Regions from separate parts of the Homo sapiens genome. Here region 2 is linked to region 1. Evidence: chromatin loops called from intact Hi-C (ENCODE). Cell type or tissue: gastrocnemius medialis. All regions are shown on one strand.

What was found. Peaks named below come from ENCODE experiments on the same cell type or tissue, not always from the same donor. Only the 100,000 strongest peaks of a DNase experiment are listed, where the experiment ranks them.
Region 2: a loop joins it to region 1, with 5 times the contacts of the local background. A loop is called at or near these places in 2 of 110 quality-filtered maps.

What each region holds. Positions count from the first base shown.
Region 1 is chr18:55,106,082-55,114,081 of GRCh38, forward strand. It overlaps LINC01929 (long intergenic non-protein coding RNA 1929), which reads right to left. Exons shown (of 3, transcript NR_110743.1): 3 at 1-2,572. Among named protein-coding and RNA genes, the nearest start is that of LINC01929, 14 kb to the right of the region's middle. In gastrocnemius medialis, no CTCF peak of the experiment used is centred here; a DNase peak (open chromatin) is centred at 4,506; H3K27ac peaks cover 2,878 bases.
Region 2 is chr18:55,500,149-55,508,148 of GRCh38, forward strand. All of the region lies in intron 3 of TCF4 (transcription factor 4), which reads right to left. Among named protein-coding and RNA genes, the nearest start is that of MIR4529, 25 kb to the left of the region's middle. In gastrocnemius medialis, no CTCF peak of the experiment used is centred here; no DNase peak of the experiment used is centred here; H3K27ac peaks cover 4,502 bases.

The DNA of each region.
Region 1 (8,000 bases):
TCACACACCTACAGCTTTCATAAAATCTAAGTGAAAACAATCAGTGCAAAAGGTTTGAATTCTGAGTCATATATCAGCATTCTCAACCCAAGCTCCACATCATTTAGTGAAAATGCTGTTATTTCTTCGTAAAACATTACTGTTTTTTTTACCTGCCTCTATTTTTCCATAAGCATTGTTTCTCCCTGCATTTAAGGAAGAATTTGGTATGATGGAAAGCACTTTATTATTCTTTTCGCTAAACAAAATTGGGTTGACTCCACTGTTTACAGTTTGTATGGCTGGGGCAAGGTATCTTACCTGTTTTCTACTGTAAACTGGATACAACCTCAGAGCCTTTCTCTGAGGAATGAGAAGTCAACATGTGTAAAGCGCACGGGATATCATAGTGAATGCTCTATAAATAATTTCTCTCTGGCTTTTTTTTTTTTTTTGGTCTCCTAACATCTATTCAAGCTTTTATTTCATTTTGATTCTCAGTTCTGTTTCTCAAATTTCAGATCAAGGATGCTTTAGAAGTAGAAGTAGCCTATTACAACATTCATCTTATGGGCTCCGGGAAAACACCGGGTGGGGCCAGAAAGCTGAAATGATTTCCCCAAGATGAGACAGAGAGTCTCAGAGCCAACCCATGGTTCCTGATTCTAAGACTAGTGCTCTTGCTATTAAAAAATATTCAACTGTTTCTTTAACTGATTAGCAGAATTTATTTCAAGACTGCTTTGCCTAAAATTATCTATAAGACAGTTACATAAGCCTTTAACTCTAATTTCTTAATACCAATCCAGGATCTTTTCAGTTACTGGAGCTTCACTGTACTGCTATCTTTAGGGTACACGCCAATAAAAAATATTTGTCAGAGGTTATTTACAAGAAGTTCTTTTGCTACTTTGGTAATAAATTATTCTTAGATCCTTAGATCATACGCAGTATGGGCCAACCCTTAGAGCAATTATCACAACCACAAACTCTTCTAAAAACTGACATAGCACCTGCTGAGCAAGACTGCCTTAGGAAATTCCTTATCCATTCTTTGGCTACAATTCCCTACTACATTTTGGCCTCGGCTAATTGGACCAGAGGGTGAACACCTGACCAAAGGCAAACATTCCATTGGCTGGTCAGCATCCTATTAGGAGGCCTGAAATGAAAGCTTTGACCAATAAAAATCAAGATAACAGGTCCAATTAGATTCTATCTCAGAGTGAAAAAGAGTCAAAGTCAACTAGTTTCTAACAAATGCTGTGATCCACACTTCAGATTGGAGTCTGTGAAATATGCACCAACTTCAAGACAATTCCGTGGTAAAACTGGAAAAAATTAGTCATTAAGACATTAGCCAGGATGTTAGTGGTATGAGAGGATATAAACATGCAGCCTTGAAATTAAAATACATAGCCTTTAGGCTTTGACCTAGATATCTCAGCAAAGTGAACAAAGAATAGCATTAAAAGTAAATAAAAGATTGAGGCAGGAGGATAGCTTGAAGTCAGGAGTTTGAGATTGGCCTGTGCAGTACAGCGAGACCTCTTCTCTACATAAAAATGTTAAAATTAGATACAAATATAAGCCCGTAAATAATCTTTGATCTTAAAATTTCTAATTTGGAAAAGTGTCATTTGTATGGTGTTCTATATTATTAATGGTTTCAAACTTTAATCAGAGATATCTTTCCTTTTCAGGCAAAGCACACACCATGAAAGATACTGCTAAAAGTTTTTAATATTGCCAGTAATATTATCAAGGTAATTAAAGGGCTTGTAATAATATTTTGTAATAATATCTGAATATCTTAGTGATTAAACTTGGAAAAGCCAAACTAGATAGAGAATGACACTGAGAAGAGTAGATAGCACAGGGTCCAAGGTCAGGCGTGGTTCAACAATTGTCCATAGAAAGTCTTTGTTTTGATCAGGATATATGAGTTGGAAAATTTCGTGATCGTGGATGAAGTTTTCTTTGTACTTTCATGAAAAACTACCATTTAAAATTTGGCAGATGTTTAAAAATGATGATTTTTTTAAAACTACCATACTAGACAATGTCATTTGTAAATCAATGTGTAATTAAAACATTTTGAAAAGATGCCCATACCAGACCTCCAGATTTTCTCCACATTTGAGTAACTTGGAATTTGATTTTCTTCATAGCCTGTTAGCCATTTTGACTGAAACAGGACCACACCAAAGGCAAAGGCTGGTTGTTTCAGTCCAGAGATGTGCCTCCATAGAAGAATTACTTTGAACAAATCTTAATAGATTTTAGGAAAATATTTTAAAATCAACTGTTGGAGAATTTAACTATTTTCAGATGAACAGTTTATTGCTTGATTGTTTTTCCCTTCTTATTCTTCCATGTGGTTTTATGCAGAAGTGATCTGGTTGTAAAATATGAAGAGATGGCAATAAACTCATTTGGCATTATTTGGATCAAGCAGCTGGTTGACTTAAATCAGTTATATCACTTCTGTCCACCTCCATGCGAAGCACTGGTCCAGACCACCATCTCCCTCACCTGGGTTACTACAGCAGCTCCCAGCTGGTCTCTCTGCTCCTCTTCTCACTTCTCCAATCTATTCTCAATGAAGAAGCACAAATGAAAAAATATTAATTGTATCATGTCACTCGCCTTCATTCATTTAATGAGCCCTAATCACAACTCTTTAGCTTCCTGCCACATTCAGAGTAAAACAATTTCCCATTCTGGCTTTTAGGGCCATCCTTGATCTTGCCCTTGACTCTTTCCAATCTTGACTCCTCTTTCCCTGGGTCACAATCCTCTAGCCCCACTGGGCTCCTCTCATTCCACCCCTGGAGCACACAAGCTTTTCCTCACCTCAAGGCTGTGCACATGTTCTTTGCTCTCTCTACTGATGGTCTCTCCCTTTCCTCTCCTTTTTTTCTCAAAAAGAAACCCCTCTTCTTTTCAGGATAATGTCAACTCTTCAAGTAAGCCTTTAGCACCCAGCTAAAAGATCCCGTCCATCTCAGTCCCTTGCTGGTTATCTTCTCAGCGCATATCACAATTAAGAATGGCTCTATTGCTTTATTCTGTGTTATCCATGGGAGCTGACAAATGTCTGTCCTCTTAACTCATATCTTCCCAGCATCCAGCAGAGTGCCTTGCCCATGGTAGGTATCTAATAGGTATTTTTTGAATTAATAAGTGAATGAACAAATGATATTTCTTTCTGAAATCTTTGTCATCAATCTAATCTGAAGATTGGGGATATTCTAAATACAGTTTAAATAGCCTTATATTTCTTATTCTCAGAAAATGGCCAAGATATACTTCTGGGGCTGAATGGCTAGACCTGTTTTCCTATGGGAGGGTATGGGGATTCTAGCCATGTGAGATAGCCCATATTTTCCATCTTGTGTCATGCCAGCACTCAGCAGTTTTTATCCCAGTCTTAGTATAGCCCTGAAATCATGGGAGAATATGAATACAGTGAAGTTCAGATGGAGGGTGGCTCAGAGTAGGTTCCCTGGACTAGAGTCCAGCAACTAAAATCCAACTAGTCAGGCCAATGGCAAATGGGCAGCTCCTGGGCACCACGCAGGTTGCTACAAAGAACTCAGATTGAGTTTAGGAGCTACTCAGAGGAACCTGGAACACAACACTGCATCAGCCTGGAGAACACTTTCAAATGCTGAGAGCTTTCCTTACTCCAAGGGCATGTTTGTGAGCTATACTATCCAACCCCCAACCCCTCATACTTGGAGAGATGTAAATCTGAATGACACTTAAGCTCTTTCTCTCTCGTGGATATAGACTGAGATCTTCTATGGGCAAATCATTTTCTAAAGAGGTATGTCATTTCATAGTTTCTTCCTAGATTTGAGGGGATGATGCTATCAATTGTCCCTTAGCCTTTAGAAGAGAGTAGCCTAAGTTGAAGAGTTGCTTTTGTCATGCTAACCAACAGCCAAAGCAGCAGGAATTGTGTGATTGAGGGGAACTTCAGGCAGCCCAGGAGGTGCAGGAGTTTATATTCTCTCTCTGTGGCCTACTCAAAGGACTTTCTGATACATACACCTCCAGGGGAGTGGATAGAGTTTATCACATAAACTCCTCTAGGGAGGATTACTTAGGTAAGACTGGAAACTCAGAGGATCTGAGTAGGGCCAAAAGCCAGAAACTGGTACTCTGAATTATAATCCAGATGTCCAGTGGGAAATGCAGCTTGGGAGAGACCTGCACAAAAGTCCTCCAGCATTTTTGTAGTTTTTGGATCGTTTACTTTAACAAGCTCTTCCCCCACTGCACTCCCACCTCTACCTTTGTTTGTTCAACCTTTCCTATATTGACTTTAAATTAAAAATAAATTTTACAAAACATAACACAATAGAGATTCGATGGCTAAGTGATCACACAGCATTTGCCCCAAAGAATGAAACAATTAAAATCCCATCAGTCTTGATAACGTTTTGTACCGTGATGCTAGACTTCCTGTTGCTTTGACCTCTCTCCTTCCGGCATCCTGTCCGGGGACAGAAATGACACCACAAACGTTTCCTGTGCCTGTCCTCTCCACTTCTGACCCCTCACTACATCCTCTCTCCATCTATTTGGAGAGCAATGATTTGGTTCCTTTGGAATTCCTCCCAGTTCATATATTTGATGACACTTGTTGCTAATTTGGGATGCCGACAATGCAGGCAAAAGCCCGGGCTGAGCTCATACCAGCCTTTAGCCTCCTACGCCACTAGCATACTGGCAAATTGGAAATGCAATATTCTTAGCTATTTTTGGTCATAATTTGTTGTGGGATCCCTTCTCACTGCAGTCTTCCTGAGTATCCTGGATATCTGAAATAAATTAATATCTTAAACTCTTTTAGATACTTTTTCTGTGCCCACTCATTTTGAAAACACCTCTTGAAGTATCATAAATCAGTGTCCTGCTGTGCAACTGTGGGAAGGGTCCTCTGGACAGAGGCTGAGGTCAAGGACTCCAAGTCTGGGACCAAGGAGCTACCATCTTGCTATTTGCCCTGGTGCCATAGGAGCCTTCCTTTTCTTCCCCAAGCATCTCATGTCTGTAGAATTAAGATGTCAGCCCATAGCATAACAGCCAATGGCCAGCCATGCTTAATGCTGTGGTCTGCAGAGCATTCAGTACATTGTTGCCAGCCAGAAGATATTAAATACAAGTCATGACCATACTACCATAGAATAATAATTAAAAGAAGATGAGTTCTGTTGCCTTCATGGTACTCTCCTCCCCATAATTTAGCAGCTGATGGGATTGGGAAGCCAGGCCAGGTACAGAAATGGGGCCCCAGGTGCTGTCTGCATACCTTCCCTGCACCAGGAGGCCTTGGTTCTGAGCCCTGTGCTGTCTGCCTGCTGGCCAGCTGCCTGTGGACACCCACAGATGCCCCCCTGCTGCTCCAGACACACCACTGGAATCTATTCCCAAACAGCACATGTTGGGTTCACATTTTCATCCTCTTCCTTCTTAAGATGAAATCTCCCATTTTTTCCTCTACTGAGAGACCCTACTAACTTACTTTATCTGAATCCACACCTGAACATGATCACTTACCTTTCAGAAGCCAAAAATTAATTACTGGCCTTGCCCAAATCTGCATATCCAGAGCCTAGAAATGCTAGAAGTATTTTGCAAAGTGCCTGGCACAGAGAAGGCATTGACTATGTGGCTTACTGAAGGGAGGGAAGAGACAGAGACAGGAGAGGGAGTAGGAAAGAGGGAGTGAGAAACATTCTAAAACCCAGAGACATTCTAATGTTAAGCCTTCCTTGGGTCATTCCAAGCCTTTCAAAGAGACCTACATCTAAGAGAAAACTATGATTTTACCACCTTATGTGGTTATGTGCTTTTATGACTATCAAAGATATGGAGATGCCAGGAAGAACAGATTGACAATAGCAGCAACAAAAGCAGTACCTAAGAGTTATGAGAACTTTTTGGGAGGCACTTTGAAATCTTTGACACGTGTGGACTCATTGAATTTCCAAAACAATGTCATGGATATAGTGAGTAATACTGTTATAGCTATTTGATAGATGAGCAGATGGAATTTAGAGAGATTGAGTAACGTAAAAGTTAGGAAGTTGGAGGGGGTGGTGTTGAATTAGATGTCACATCTACTTAGGGGTTTCTTTAGGTCTTCTCTGAAGGTTCTATGACCCTTCTCCATGGTTCCAAGTTCTCAGAATGTGAAGAAGGCAGGCTCAGTGTCATCTTTTCCTGCTGTCTTAACTTGAATGCTTTATGATTTGATACCCTGAATCCTCTTTGCAACTCTACTTCGGTTGGGATCTCCTGGTGCCCAGCATACCTGTCTCCCTAATCCCACAGCCTCCTGAAACAGCCACGTTCCTTCCCTGTATTGCCTCCTCGTCTTTCAGTGGGGGGTGACAACAATTCAGGCTCTTTCAGTTGGGTGCCATCAAGGCTTTTGTGAGTTGCTGCTATGGAGACAAAGCACAGGTACCGTTTCCATTTGCCACCAATTGCTATTAAAAGACAGGCACGGGATGGGAGCCCAAGATGTTCAGTGAATCAACCTGGAACTTACCCCTTTTTGAAAATTCTAATAGAGGGTAATTCAAGCATGTTTGTTGGTGAGCCATCTGCCTCAGGGACCAAGCACAGGTTAGATAATTAAACTCAACCTGTTCCTGCATGGCTGTCTGACTTACCATTTACCTCATTTCAGACTACTCGCCTCCAAAAACCCACTCTCCAAACTGGTTAACTCATTGTTCCCCCAAAACACCTGTCCTCCCTTCTTATTTTTACTCATGCCATCCCATCCACCTGGAATGCCCTTACTTTACTCTCCCTTTCCAGATCCTTATCATTTTCTTCACAATATGTTCCCCAATCACCTTGCTCACAATGATCAGTCTCTCCCTTGGATTCCAATAGTAACGAATTCTATATAATTTGTCTGGTAATTAATCACATGCTGCCTTACAACATTCTACTCTTACCTTAAACTGTTATTTAAATCTTTAATTTTAACATAACTGTTTCCATATGTTTGTCTTATTTCCTTAATTGGAATATAAGATCTTCAAAGGCAGGAGATATATTATACAATTGTATCCCCTTTAGTACTTGGTATGGGGCTGATTGTTCATCTTTTTTTTTTTTTCCTTTTTTTTGGCAAGTGGACAGCCAAAATTATAAAATTTCAGCCAATTACTTTGGTAATAATAGATCAATAATAGTCAAACATGTATGAATGAGTGGAGAACGTGAGACACTTTCTAACCCAGAGAACTGAGGAATGAGCAGGAACAAGAGGACTTTTAGGAGTCCACTGGCCATATCTCTTTCAGGAAGCTTTCAGTCTGCTTCCTTTCTTCCAAAGGAAGACATATAATTCTAGAAAAATGCCTCCATAATTCTTCGTTTGTCTCTCTTTTTCTCTTCCCCATCCCTTCCACCTTGCAACATGCATACTTTATTTCTTCTCTTTTTCTTTCCTCTTGAGTACTCATAAAGACACGTCCTAATGCTTTTACTGTGGCTGTGACATCTTCCTTTGCTACTCAAGGCCAGGGAGTTTGAACCCTCATTGCACAAAGAAATAATTAAAAAGACCTTAATGAAATTAGTATATGTGGTAGGCAGCCTCTGTGATGACCCTCAAGGACCCCAGACTCCTAATATACACACCTCTGTAGAGTCACATTCCTCGAGTGTGGGCTGGAACCAGTGACATGTTTTTAACAAGTGGAAAATAGCAAATGTGATAGTATGGCACTTTCCAGATAAGGTTCCAAAGAAACTTTGGTTTCTGTCTTGCCTGCCTTCCCCGCCTCCTTTCTCTGAGCCTTCCCTCTAGGGGAAGTTCCTCTAGGGAACAACAACTCATATGTTGTGAACAGCCCTGGGAAGAGACCCATGAGGCAAGGAACTGCCAGTCCAAGGGCCCCGAGGTCAGCTGTGGGAATGAGCTGGGAAGTAGATTCACCCCAGTTGAGTCCTCACGGCCCTGGCCAACACTTCATGGTAGACCC
Region 2 (8,000 bases), 390 kb after region 1:
TCCAGCCTGGGCGACAGAGGGAGACTTTGTCTCCAAAAAAAAAAATCTTCAAATACATTTTGATTGTCATCTGGGGTTAGGACCACCGACCTGGATGAAAGTCAGAAGCTCTTACCCCTAACTCGATTGCCAACAGAATGTTTCATGTTTAGACGAGTAATCTTAGCCTGCAAAGAATTAGGAATAGCAGGGGAAAGGAGTGGAGGAGGGGAGAAGTATTTAAGAAAAAAATAAAGAGAAAAGAAATTTAAGTGTCCTCTAAGCACCCACAAGTCTGCTTCTTAAAGTGCTGATAATGAGCAGTGTGTGCTGAAAAGACCAATGGAACTAAATTCTGAACCAGTTCATTTCGGCACATCCTGTTTATACGACTATTTAATGAGTCATTCAGCCAGGATGATTTTCTGTCTGAATATGTTAATTGCCATTTTTTTCATAGCTCTCTATTAAACAGTACAGATAAAATAGGCATGCTCATGTTTTTAAGCGCTATCAGCCTCTCACCCTCAAGAGAGTGGGCAACAGGAGTAAATAAGGGAAAACTTTCTCTTTTTTCAAAGTGTTTAATTCTTTTAACATATATTGGCATTTGGGACCCCACTTCAATTCAAAAGCATATGTTAGAGTTAGCATTAAAGTGAAAATGAAATGAGGTGGTTCTCCCCCATATGCCACTGGCTTCATTATATCACAAAGAATGAGCTCAAATAACAGGGCAGCAATGTGAACCTTCTTGCTGATAAATTCTCCTACGTTTAGGTCAGTATGGATATTTGGGGAAAGACAAGTGATAAAGAAACAGAAAAATTCTGACTCACTCTGATATTCCTTTATAAATCAATGTATAATGATGATGATTATTACTGAGAACCCTGGAAGATCTAGGAAATGGGTGAAAGGTCTAGTTAATGTTTAATGAGTGATTAAAAGAATTCATTTTTATATTTCATTTATCCCTAGAGGATGCAGAATTTAGAAATGTAAATTCCAAAACAACATCAATGCAAAAAGTGAAGCAATAAACATCAGTGCAAAAAAGCCATATTTTCATGCACATTATCACTTAATAAATCAAGCCACTCTTAGTATTCATTTTAGCATTTATGCAGTTTCCAGTGCCTTAATTTTAAAGAATTTACATTAAACAAATTACATATGATTATACTGCATTCGGAAGGGAAAAAAAAACCACAACCAACCTTAAGGCCATAACAATATATTTTATTTTTAACGGCTTTGTTTACAAATATTAAATGGTCAAATCAATAGTGTTCTCAATGGCTTTTTGACATCTCAAATTTTTCATAAATGAAAATAAAGCAACTGAAAAGATGAAACTCTAGTGGCAAAGGTTTATTGGTCTTTGTACCTCATTAAAAGGACTTTTATAAATCACGTTTGTTCTTTTGAGTAGCAACTAACACGGCTGAAAAGGACAGGTTGGGTTTTAAAAGAGACAGATATGACCTAAAGGGAACACATTTTACTGTAGTGAAATAAACTGAGGAAACAGTTAGCAGATTAAAAACCCCTTGAAAGGAAGCATCATCTTTGGGAGAAAAAAAAAAAACCTTCGCTGAAGAAAACAGCTGGAAACAGGAAGCTTTTGGGCTTTCATCCTGCCTGCTTTGATTCCACCGCATCCCCATATCATGAAAAGGCAAAGAGACTGATTTCAGCTGTGTCTTCTTTCAACAGAAGAGGGAAAAGGCTTTGTGGAGTGTGAGCAACCCCATCCAGAAGACCCCCGCCCACCCTAATCATACAAACACTAACAATGAAGTGGAGAAAGAGAAATGGTGATAGATAAGTAGCAACTCAGAAGTAACATTTTACAGGCTGTAACAATGGAAGGAGAATATTTGTTCTAAATTAATTGTTTCTCTCAGCAATTCTCATATGAATTTGCAATCCCCTAAGTGAAAAACACTAACCAAGGTAGATATACTAACTATGACAGGTTTTCTCTCTCTTTTATGCCTTTCTAACCTGGAATTTCCAGGAATGCATGACGATGAAAAGTTTCTATTTCTGATATCCACCACATTGTTGTGGTCATTTTTCTTCATTACAGAGAAAAGGAGTAGGTGTTACAACCCCTTATGGTCTGAAATCTAAAGTCACTGAATTCTGGTTTTCACTAAATTTAGATATCTAAAGTCACTCTATTTAGAGATCCAAAGACCAATAAACCTTTGCTCACTGCAGTTTCATATGAGAGGTCCTTTTGGTCATCTCATCTAGATTGTTCCTCACTGCTACCTTGAAAATATTTGTATTCTCATGACATTTAAAGGACAATGCAGCATAGTAAAGGAAAACTTGGATGAGAAGCTTACATCATCCTTGGTAACTACATAACAAAGCAGCTCAATAAACAAGATCATACAAATCTAATACACCCAAGTCACAATTTATTCTTCTGTTGCTATTTTGGGATGCCTTTTAAAGTGGGGATTACAAAGCTAGACAATATAGGGGCACATAAGTGTAAAACTCTGACTTTGAAACTGCAACCGATGTCAATATAAAATTACTATTTTATTGAGGTATCTCTCATGCTCTTCACAAAGGAGAACTGATTTTCACACAAGTTAAGGAAAGGAACTTATATTCAAGTTACATACAAGTTAAGGAATTAGCTAATTCATTTTTCTAAAACTATTCTTAATAGACAGGAAAATTTCACAGCATAAGAGGTTTCAAGCAGGATATGTAAAATGAATATTAACTTCATCTTAATCGACGACTTAAAGTAGGTATCCTGAGATATTCAACCTTACAGTGGAATACTTTGATTCCATGGTAACACTTCAATTTCTAAAATATCTACAGTTGACACTTGGTATGTGCCACCTCCTTACCAATGGATATGAATTACTTTTGATTTATCCTTATTCATTCTAAATGTCTCTTTTTGGAACTGCCTTAGTTACTAGTGCAACATTAGTATAACTTTGAGAATCCTCATGCAAGGTTATTTTAACAGGATACACCGCTAAAATAAAAGTGATCCTCACCAACAAAACAAAATAATTTAGTTATTTGTGTCAAACTTTGAAGGTCTATAGAAACAATGCAGTGGATATCAGAAATAAAAACATTCTATCATCATGCATTCCTGAAAATTCGAAGTTAGAAAGCCGAAAATTCGAAGTTAGAAAGCCATAAATTCAGTCTAGATTCTCCATATTTTGGGCATCATCAATTTCATCATCATCATCATCATCATCACTAGCCATCTTCTACACTTATGAACAGAATTTTCACATATTATTTCATTCATTCTCAAAAGCAACCTAAGAGGAAGGCCAAACAGGCATACTCCTCCTCATAGAATAGATGAATAAACTGAGCCCAAGAGGGTAAACAGAGATTCTACTGACAGCATCCAGATCTCTGACAGAAGTCCTTGTGTTATCCACGAATAAGTACCTAACTCTGACTCATAACTTCCAACAATACCTAGAAAAATAACCAGCTCAAGAACCGCAATTTTCAGGTCAAAGTACAGAATTTTTGTTATTCCTAACACATTCTTGGGGAACTCCGTTTCTTTAGGCAATATGGCCCTGTAGACTTAACAACATACAGGAGGGAGCAGAGATTGGCACAGTCAACTTTTCTTTGAAATCTATTCTAATGGCCGGGCACTGTGGCTCATACCTGTAATCCCAGCACTTTGGGAGGCCGAGGTGGACGGATCACTTGAGGCCAGGAATTCGAGACCAGCCTGGCCAACGTGATGAAACTCCATCTCTACTAAAAATATAAAAATTAGCCAGGTGTGGTGGCACATGCCTGTAGTCCCGCTACTGAGGAGGCTGAGGCACAAGAATCGCTTGAACCCAGGAGGCAGAAGTTGCAGTGAGACCGATCCACCTCACTCCAGCCTGGGCAACAGACTCTGTCTCAAAAAACAAACAAAAAAAGGAATCTATTCTAATTGCCCTAATGTACTCCTATCTCTGCTGCTCTCATATGTATTCGTTCTGCAACACTTACTGATCATCTATCAGGTAGCAAGGACATTGTCAACAATATAAGTCTGAATCCATAAATGCTGCTCCCATGAACTCTACAAAAAGATAAGAAACGTATACATGGGAGAAAAGAGAACTCACATCTGTTGAGCATCTATGAAGACTAAACCATTTCCCAGCTCCTTCCTTGAATGCTCACAACAGTTACATGAAGATGAAAACTGAAGAGTGCTAGTTACCAGTAACTTTTGTGGCACTAGGCTCTCCTATGAAAATTAGAAATCCTACTAATATTTGAGTAAAACTAGCTAAACATTTCAATCACTAAAGTTATCACATGCTAATAAGTATAGACACTGTAATTCTTCAATGCTTTAGAGAAAAATATGATTATACCATTAACAATTTAATCTTTTCCTAGTCATTTTAATCTGCCAAGGCTTTGATTTAGAAACAAAATAGAGGAGGCAAATCACTGTATTGCCGAACATTGGTATCAATACCAAAAATAAACTGAGGCACACATACAAAAACTGACAGAGCTATAACATTCTCGCTCATGCATATTCGCTGCCCCTCTCTGCATCTGCCCCATACACAGTGTGCCCACACTGCCTCTAATTTGTGTTGTCTGTTGGCAAAATGGACTGTAGTACCAACTTTAAAAACCAATCGAAGTATTAAAACAAAACAGACAACCTCTCCCATATTTGGCAGAAAAACCGTAATTCAAATGTTCCAAGCCTCCCCCAAGAACAAGCAATTATAAGGTGCAGAAAGGCAATGGCTTTAAAACAACATGCTAATCCTAATATTAGTACCTTGAAAAAAGGAAAACTGCCAAGATGCTGGAATAGTGCCCAGTTATCCGTCTTACCTACAGCAATAAAACTGTCCTATAAATGTGAACAAGACAGTTAGGATACATTTTGGGGTTAGGTTATTGGCATTTTTTTCCACCTCACCATTCCCTAGGAGAATAAGCCTGACCTATGGAAGCAAAACACAGCAGATGGTAACTCAGCCCAGTACCAAGAGTACTTAGTCAATCCAAATAATTCACACAAAACTGAAGCAAGATGTTCAATGATTTATGGCGCTAATTTCACAAGAAAATTATGGAATCCTTCTCTTCAATAGAGCCACCTTTTTATTGTCATATGCTGGATAGCTAACTAAAGTGTCTAAAAAGCAATATATTATTATATTACTATCAACAATACATAATAATGACATAATCATTAATAACATAATAATTATTATAGCTAACACTTATGCTGGGTACTCATGTAAGTAATTTACAAGAAATAACTTATTTAGTCCTCAGTATGATTCTATGAAATAACTACCGCCACTGTACAGATAAGAAAACTGAGAAAAAATAGCAACCGGGCCGGGCGCGGTGGCTCACGCCTGTAATCCCAGCACTTTGGAAGGCCGAGGCGGGCGGATCACGAGGTCAGGAGATCGAGACCATCCCGGCTAAAACGGTGAAACCCCGTCTCTACTAAAAATACAAAAAATTAGCCGGGCGTAGTGGCGGGCGCCTGTAGTCCCAGCTACTTGGGGGGCTGAGGCAGGAGAATGGCGTGAACCCGGGAGGCGGAGCTTGCAGTGAGCCGAGATCCCGCCACTGCACTCCAGCCTGGGCCACAGAGCGAGACTCCGTCTCAAAAAAAAAAAAAAAAAAAAGCAACCAGAACAAATAACTATGACATGGAGAACCAACCTTCAAATCTGGGAAACATACACCCAGTCCATGTGCCTAACTAATCCAACAGTATAGGAGTGGGTTTAATCTAAAGATTACTGCAAAAATGAAAAATAAAATGTATTTGCAGGAAATAACACTAGACCTGGATTCAGCTGACCTGACTTGTTCACTGTGAAACCTCAACAGAGACACCTCTTTGAGAAATGGTTTCTTCATCTCTGAAATGGAGTGAATTCAAAGCTGGAAAGCTTGTGCTTCCAGTTTTAAAGATCAGATTCTAAGGATAAAGCCTAAATCTGAGTTTTGCTTAAAGACCAGAACACTTTTTATCATTGTTCTAGATCAAGAAATACTGATGACCTGCAGTGGAAATCAAACAGCAGCAGTTTCTCTCTGGTTCAATGATCCTCATCCCACGTGATTCTATCATAAAACTGTACTTCCTCTCTTTGCAGAGAGGATTAGGCTACTTACTAATAAGTGTAACTCCAATAAACCTAGGAGGACCTGAGGCTGCTACTTCCCAGTTCCCAAGTCAAGTCAGGCTTTTGATAATATATTTTATTTATACACACACATATATTCAGATGGAATCATCCAATCAGCTTCCTGATTCTAAAACTGCATTTTCTTTCTACAAAATGAACCCAAATGTCCAAAGGAAAACCATCAGCTAGGATAATACACACACATTAAAATGTCCACATGCAACACACACACACACACATATACATACCCCACACACAAAAATATTTCCACAAGCAAGCATGCATTCATTTATTTAAACATAATCACAGTACTCACTCTAAGAGAGGGATAGGTTTTAAGATCTCCAGCAGATGCCTGAAACCTCAGATAGCACAAAATTCTATATACGCTATGATTTTTCCTATGCATATATACCTATGATAAAGTTAGTTCATAAATCAGGCACAGTGAGAGACTGACAACAATAACTAAGAGTAACATAGAACAATTATAATATACTGCAACCTCAGCATATGATCTTTCTTTTTTTTTTCTTTTTTTTTTTTTGAGATGGAGGCTTGCTCTGTCACTGAGGCTGGAGTGCAGTGGCACAATCTTGGCTCACTGCAACCTCCGCCTCTCAGACTCAAGCAATTCTCCTGCCTCAGCCTCCCAAGTAGCTGGGATTACAGGCGTCCACCACCACGTCTGGCTAATTTTTGTATTTTTAGTAGAGATGGGGTTTCACCATGTTGGCCAGGCTGGTCTCGATCTCTTGACCTCAGGTGATCCGCCCGCCTTGGCCTCCCAAAGTGCTGGGATTACAGGCATGAGCCACCAGGCCTGGCCTTTTCTTAAGTGGGGAACTTTGCCCTTGTAACTTATAGGATGCACTTCATGGCTTTCTTTTGGCATATCTGAATTGCCAGATTCACTACTTTTGTGCTTTGGGGCCATAGTTAAGTCAAAAAAGGGTGACTAGAACCTGAGCACTGCCATAGTAACAGTCAATCTGAAAACCTAGAGGTGACTTATAGGCAGGGAGTGTCTGGAGTGTGAATCTGCTGGACAAAGTAAGGATTCATGTCCCGGATGAGATGGCAAAGGACAGTGCAGATTTCATCAAATGGCGAGCAATTTAGAACTTAGGAGTTATTTCTGGAATTTTCCATTTAATATTTTTGGACCACAGCTGATGGACAGTAACTAAAACTAGAGAAAATGAAACTACAGATAAGGGGGGCGGGGGGACTACTGTATTCTAATTATCTTTTTTGCCTACCTAGGGGTTCCATATTTTGATGCAGTTTAGTTGGATATCAGGCAACTACACATGGGTAGACAAAGAAATGAACACCTTTGCACCTGAACAGCAACAGCTAAGGGGACACACACAGAGGGAACCACTGAATTCTAACCTTGGCTGAAACTTAATTGGGTGTGGATTGGGGAGAAGATTTCTGGGTGTATTGTGTGTGCTGGGAGTAATCTATCAAGTATTGATTGGGTTCAAGTGTTGGTGCTGAGGAGTTACCCTCAGCTTCTCCATTCCCCTAAAAATTCTCTAGGCTGAAATAGCCTTTCTAGGCATTCACTCAAGTAAGGTGGAGAAACTGACCCATGTAACCGGGAAATGACTACAACCAGGAGGAGACACTGAGGCTAATGTGTTGCCTATAAAGTCTCATCCTCAAGTTGATGCTATCCAAGAACAAATAACAGAACCAGTGCGGGACAGGGAGGCTTCCTGACCAGAGGACCAGCAGCAGTGGAAAAAGGCAGCCGGGGAAATGTACCCCCAACACACACAATATACCCCAAAACTTTCTCCCACC